2 separate regions of the Homo sapiens genome follow, and region 2 is linked to region 1. A link is an interaction called in ENCODE POLR2A ChIA-PET data of the cell type or tissue named here. Cell type or tissue: K562. All regions are shown on one strand. Links, peaks and the distances in the headings refer to the core of each region. The heading gives the core; the rest is flanking DNA. Region 1 has its middle 2.5 kb from the start of MYL2. Region 2 overlaps TCTN1 (tectonic family member 1).

What was found. ChIA-PET counts read pairs that join two places held together with the same protein. Peaks named below come from ENCODE experiments on the same cell type or tissue, not always from the same donor. Only the 100,000 strongest peaks of a DNase experiment are listed, where the experiment ranks them.
Region 2: POLR2A ChIA-PET joins it to region 1 with 5 read pairs; 2 of 35 experiments call an interaction of 5 or more read pairs at or near these places.

Annotation. Positions count from the first base shown.
Region 1 is chr12:110,921,614-110,924,522 of GRCh38, reverse strand. No RefSeq gene overlaps it. Among named protein-coding and RNA genes, the nearest start is that of MYL2, 2.5 kb to the right of the region's middle. In K562, for the core only: no CTCF peak of the experiment used is centred there; no DNase peak of the experiment used is centred there; H3K27me3 peaks cover 811 bases.
Region 2 is chr12:110,640,094-110,643,002 of GRCh38, reverse strand. TCTN1 (tectonic family member 1) reads right to left here. Exons shown (of 15, transcript NM_001082538.3): 8 at 2,486-2,620; 9 at 1,854-1,979; 10 at 1,376-1,461; 11 at 614-754. Among named protein-coding and RNA genes, the nearest start is that of TCTN1, 27 kb to the right of the region's middle. In K562, for the core only: no CTCF peak of the experiment used is centred there; a DNase peak (open chromatin) is centred at 1,272.

The DNA.
Region 1 (2,909 bases), core at 280-2,779:
GAGTTCGAAGCTGCAGTGAGCTATGATTGTGTCATTGCACTCCAGTCTGGGCAACAGGGTGAGACCCTGTCTCAAAAGAAAAAGAAGTGCTGTTTTAAGCCACCACATCGGTAATATTTTTATAGCAGCAATAAGAAACAAATACACTTGGGTTTCTGATATTCTAGAAGTTGCTATTCTGATGGATCGGCCCACTGTGCTTCTCTCTGGCTTCTGACAGCCTCAAGTGAGCAGTTATTTTTCTCTTCTATTCAGTGGGACTCAGGTCTAGCTGCTGGAAACTTATTAGCTGTAGGAATCCCACAGGTAGCAAAAAGGCAGGGGTCTCAGGTCCTGTGGGCATGTGCTTCTCAGCAAGAGGCCTCCGCCACCCAGCCTTGAGGGCAGGGCACAACAGCCCCAGCCGCCCACTCGCTCCCTCCCCAGCCCCCGCAGTCTTGAGGCTGATGCTGAAAGGAACCCCTGAAGTCTACAAAGAACCAAGTCCTCCCTGGATTCTCCAATCCCAGGGCCTTGTCCCTGGTCTTGGGGGCTCCCTGGGGCAACACAACCCATTGATGAGAGAGACTTTGGATCTCTGGCTCTCTCAACAGACCCCAAGGCCTAGTCCACACCCCACGTGCTCCACGTCCCAGCAGCCACGTGGTTCCATGCCCCATTCAGGCCGCCATTTCCCAGAATCCCTAGACACAATCTCACTTAATCCTCCCAGCAGCCTTATGGAGGTGTGTGATCTCCCTTTTCCAGGTGAGGAAACAGGCCCGAGAGGGTGAGTGCCCTATTTGACAACCCCTCTTGCTATCCAGCCAGAATGGTTCCTCTAGTACCCCTTCTGGAGGCCTGGCTGTACAGGTGTCCCTCAGGGACACACACCCCCACTCGACTCTGGGGGCCCAGCCCATCCTAATCCCCACCCCGGGGCTTCCCACCCCCCATCATACACTCTCCACATCTTCTGTGGCTGCAACAACCTTTTCACTTGGCCAGTTGGAGCTACTGACTGCTCACACAGGGTTTTAACGAAAATCTATGGTGTGCCTATTAGCTAGGGAAACATTTATTCTGGTGTTGTCAGAGAACCTTGGACAGAAAAGCTCCTCTTGATGTGTGCACTGCACATATGTGGATGCGTGTACATGCACGTGTCTGTGTGCCTCTATGCATGTGCAGACGTGTTTTTGTCTGTGCATGCATGTGCCTACACACACACATGAACACATCTTTTGTTATTAAAGATCTGTCAGAAGAGTGTCCTGGGTAACTCTAACCCATGTGGGACTGCAGAGAAGAAAAAAACCCACACCTTTTTTTGTCACAGCCATCAATGGTCCTTGGGTTTGTGTGCCCCCAAATTGAGATTATTTTTCCACCTGAGAAGGGGAGTGAGTGATAGCTACCATTTGCCAGGTCTCACCTCCTTTTACCCTCTGGAAAACCTAATAAGAAAAGTGATTTCTTTTTTTAAGCTCTGGAAAACTCCAGCCCCAGGGGGCCTTCTGTTCCTCAAAGCCTCCAAATTCTCCCTGCCTTGAGGTATGTGCTGTCCCCACTGCCTGGAGCCCCCTTTGCAGACTCTGCTTGGAGGAGCCCACCTGCGCCCCTGTCTGAGGCTGTCACCTGGCCACTGCCATGCCTCTGTCTCATCCCTGCATGAGATCCGTCACTGCCTGCAACTGTCTGGGTTGTGCATTTGTTTACTTTCTCCTTGTCCATCTTCCCCTCGCACTTACGCACCTCAAGGGAAGGGAATTTGTTGCTTTGCGCTGGGCTCGATGAAGGGGAATGAATGCTGGTTCAGCCATCAGCCCCGCACCCACACTACTGGGAGGGCAGAGGGACATTCTCCTTCTTAGAGGTGTGGCCTCTGGCACTCAGGCCTGCCACCCACGGACACTAAATAACCACAATGATTCCAAGCCCCGAGTTCTTGCTCCCTGAATCCCAAGGCTGTCTTTAAGGGCACAGGAAGATGGCCATCTTTTGTTGTTTTGGTTTAGTTTGGGGTTTTTTTGGTCTTTGTTTTTGAGATGGAGTCTTGCTCTGTCGCCCAGGCTGGAGTGCAATGGCACGATCTCGGCTCACTGCAACCTCCGCCTCCTGGGTTCAAGCAATCCTCCTGCCTTAGCCTCCCAAGTAGCTGGGAGTACAGGCATGTGCCACAACGCCCAGCTAATTTTTGTATTTTTAGTAGAGATGGGGTTCTGTCATGTTGGCCAGACTGGTCTTGAACTCCTGACCTCAGGTGATCTACCCGCCTCGGCCTCCCAAAGTGCTAGGTGTGAGCCAACATGCCCGTCCTTTTTTTTTTTTTTTTTTTTTTTGAGTCAGAGTCTCACTCTGTCGCCCAGGCTGGAGTGCAATGGCGCTATCTCGGCTCACTGCAACCTCTGCCTCTCGGCCTCAAGCGATTCTCCTGCCTCAGTCTCCTGAGTAGCTGGGACTACAGGCCCGCGCCACAACGCCTGGCTAATTTTTGTATTTTTAGTAGCGACAAGTTTCATCATGTTGGCCAAGGTCGTCTTGAACTCCTGACTCAAGTGATCCACCCGCCTCAGCCTCTCAAAGTGCTGGCATTTCAGGTATAAGCCACTGCACCCAGCAGGAAAGCTGTCTTCAGTAAAAGTATTATATAATGACACCTTGCATTCTGAGAGCAGCTGCTGTTTTCAAGGCTCTTAAAGAGCCTGGACTCTGGAGACAAAGGGGCCTCCAGAGGGGTCCACGCCTAGCTCCATCACTGTGTGACCCTGGGCAGCTCACTTCGCCTCTCTGAGCTTTTGTTTCCGCATCTGTAAAATGGGGGCATGGATGATGAGGTGGTCCCCACCCTCTAGGGTGGCTGGAAAATTATGTGTGGGAGCCATGAGCACATAGTGTCCGGCACGTGCCAGTGCTCAGTCAATGAGATT
Region 2 (2,909 bases), core at 295-2,794, 280 kb after region 1:
AGGCAGATCACCTGAGGTCAGGAGTTTGAGACCAGCCTGGCCAACATGGTGAAACCCCGTCTCTACTAAAAATACAAAATTTAGCTGGGCATGTTGCCACATGCCTGTAGTCCCAGCTACTCAGGAGGCTGAGGCAGGAGAATTGCTTGAACCCAGAGGCAGAGGTTGCAGTGAGTTGAGATTATACCACTGCACTCCAGACTGGGTGACAGAGGGAGACTTTGTCTCAAAAAAAAAAAAAGCCGGATGTGGTGGTGCATGCCTGTAGTCCCAACTACTTGGGAGACTGAGGCGGGATCCCTTGAGCCCAGGAGGTCAGGGCTGCAGTGAGCTATAATGGCACCACTGTACTCCAGCCTAGGAGACAGAGCGAGACCCCATCTCTTAAAAAAAGAAAAAGAAACATACAAAGCCTTGAAATTTTTGCTTTGCCGTATTTAATAACAAAAATGATTGTAACAGTTTTGCTACTATTCATGCATGATGATATACTATATGTGGCTTTCATGTGAGCTCATCAGCTGATGCAGAGATTTGATTAAAATGGGGAAAAGTGAGAATGCTTTGTTTTCTGATCAGCACAAGTTCAAACAGAAACAAGTGACTCTTTTACCTTAGTTTACAGCCAGATTGCATAGTGTAACCAAATAATACTGGGGTCCGGACCCCCTCCAGTGCTAAGCAGTCTTGCTCAGTTGTGCTATGAAGAATAGTAAGCTGTCCATATCTATTTGTGGTCTGAATAATCCCAGACATTCACAGACAGTTAAGGGACAACTGCCTAGTGCTAGAGCAGCCTGGTTCTCAGGTAAGAAGACAGTGTCACTTGTGTGACATGAGGGAGACCCAAATACACTTTTTCTGGGCCTCTGGGATTTTGACAGCTATTTCCCAGGAGCAGGCAAAAAAACAGTTCTATTTTCCTTAATAAATGGATTCTCAGAAGAAAAATTCTCAGAAACTGGCCCTTTGAAATTCTAAATTTTCAAAATCACTACATCTGTTTAGGAGTGTCTGTTTAAATGTGAAATTAAAAACATTTAAATGTCAACTTTTCTCTCTTAAGATTTTCGTTGTAAAACACTGACATATTTTGTGGCTTAATGGCAGGCTGAAAAAAAAAAGGAGATTAAAAAAAAAAAACACTGACATTTTCCCAGGACGTGCTGTCTCACCCCCAACTGCCAGTCTCCCCCCAGCCCACCTGCTGTGTAGCCAGACTGGCCGCCCACCAGAGCCGCCTGCAGGAAGCTCGGCCTGGACTGCTCTCTCCTTCCCACAAGCAGCCCAGGGGAGCCTCAGCGATAAAGAGCAGTGCAGCCCACGCACATGGAGAGAGAAATAAATCCACCCTCTACAGAACCAAAAAGGATATCCCTTATGAGGCTGGAATCCAGCAGCTAATGGGAGCCCCACGACATAACCAGGGTTTCCACTGAGAGGGACTGGCTGGGTATTTTCCTGAAAGACAATGCAGAAATGCCCCCAAATAATTCTCATTTTAATAAGGAAATGGCAGGAAGAAAAATTCTTCTTTCATAATAAAATATGGAATTACCAACCAATAAAAGAATTTCTCCCTCCCTACTCAGAACTATAAATACATCTGCCAGGTGTAGGAGTACATCATACTGTAAAAGAACAAGCTAATGTGGAAGGGAATCTTTTCCCAAAAGGAAAAAAGATACAAGGAGAATGCTTGGTTTCATTACAAATGCACAGGCTACACAAAGCCCTCTGTTCACTACAAAGGCTTGGATGTAATACTTAGAAATTCAGTTTTATCCACTGAGAAGTCATTATTTCTTTTTAACTTGGCAATTAAATACTTATGCCAAATTGATCAACCTTACCTGAAGAAAATGAATTTCAAACTTTTGCTGCAGTGGGACCACTACGCTGCTAACTGTCCCCAGAACGAATGAGAGATCAGCTTTGGTGACTTCACCTGCATCTGTGTATGTGAGGCTGTACTTTACCTAAAAACAAAATGATACTCCAAATATACCTGTTCCATTACATTTCAGAAGCTGTATGAATAACTGAAAACACCCATAGATAGCAAATCTTTCCCTGTTTCTCCATGTGTTGAAGCCTTGCTCTGCTGTCCAGTTGGATTATGAGAGGTGTTCCCTCAGCACCACCCCTAGCAGACAGGGTCATCTGAGCCACTCTGCCCAATTACAGAAGTTCCACATAAGCTGGTCCAAGCAGAATGCAATAAGCCTATCTCTGCAGAGGAAACATGTTAAAACAAAAACAGCAACAACAAAAATATTTTGATGTATTCCGGCAAGTCACTAAGTTTGTGGAGACAAGAGGTGTCCTTTGATGAGACAGCAGAAAGACAAGCAGGCAGCTGAGCCAAGAAAAGCCACACCATGGGCTGGGACAGAGCGTCCTCGGAGGGCGTCCAGTTACCCCGGCGCAACAAGAGGCTTAAGTCTGCCACAGACAAGCTCTCAAAGCCAAACTCGGCACCTACCTCAAGAACAACATTCACGCAAAGGCTAAAGTGTCCAGCGTTGACGAGAGTCGGCTGCAGCACATCAGTGTCCTCCCGTCGGGTGAGCGTTTTATTTAGAGACTGAATGACGATGGACTGAACAGTGATAGGGACCTGCAGAGTGAAGACCTGGAGTGTTGAAGATGCTCTACCCAGGGAGGATGGGCTAAAATAACCAACCAACTGGAAAGAAACCTCCCCTGATATATGGCCAAGTAGGGGGAAGCATGCTACACAACAGTGTATATACTATGATCCACATTTGCAAAAGTAATAAACATATATACATTCACAAAGAAAATACTTGAGAGGATATAACCAAAACTTTAAAAGTAGTTACCTCTGAAAACATAAAGTTTACACAAAAACTTGTACACAAATGTTCACAGCTGCACTATCAAAA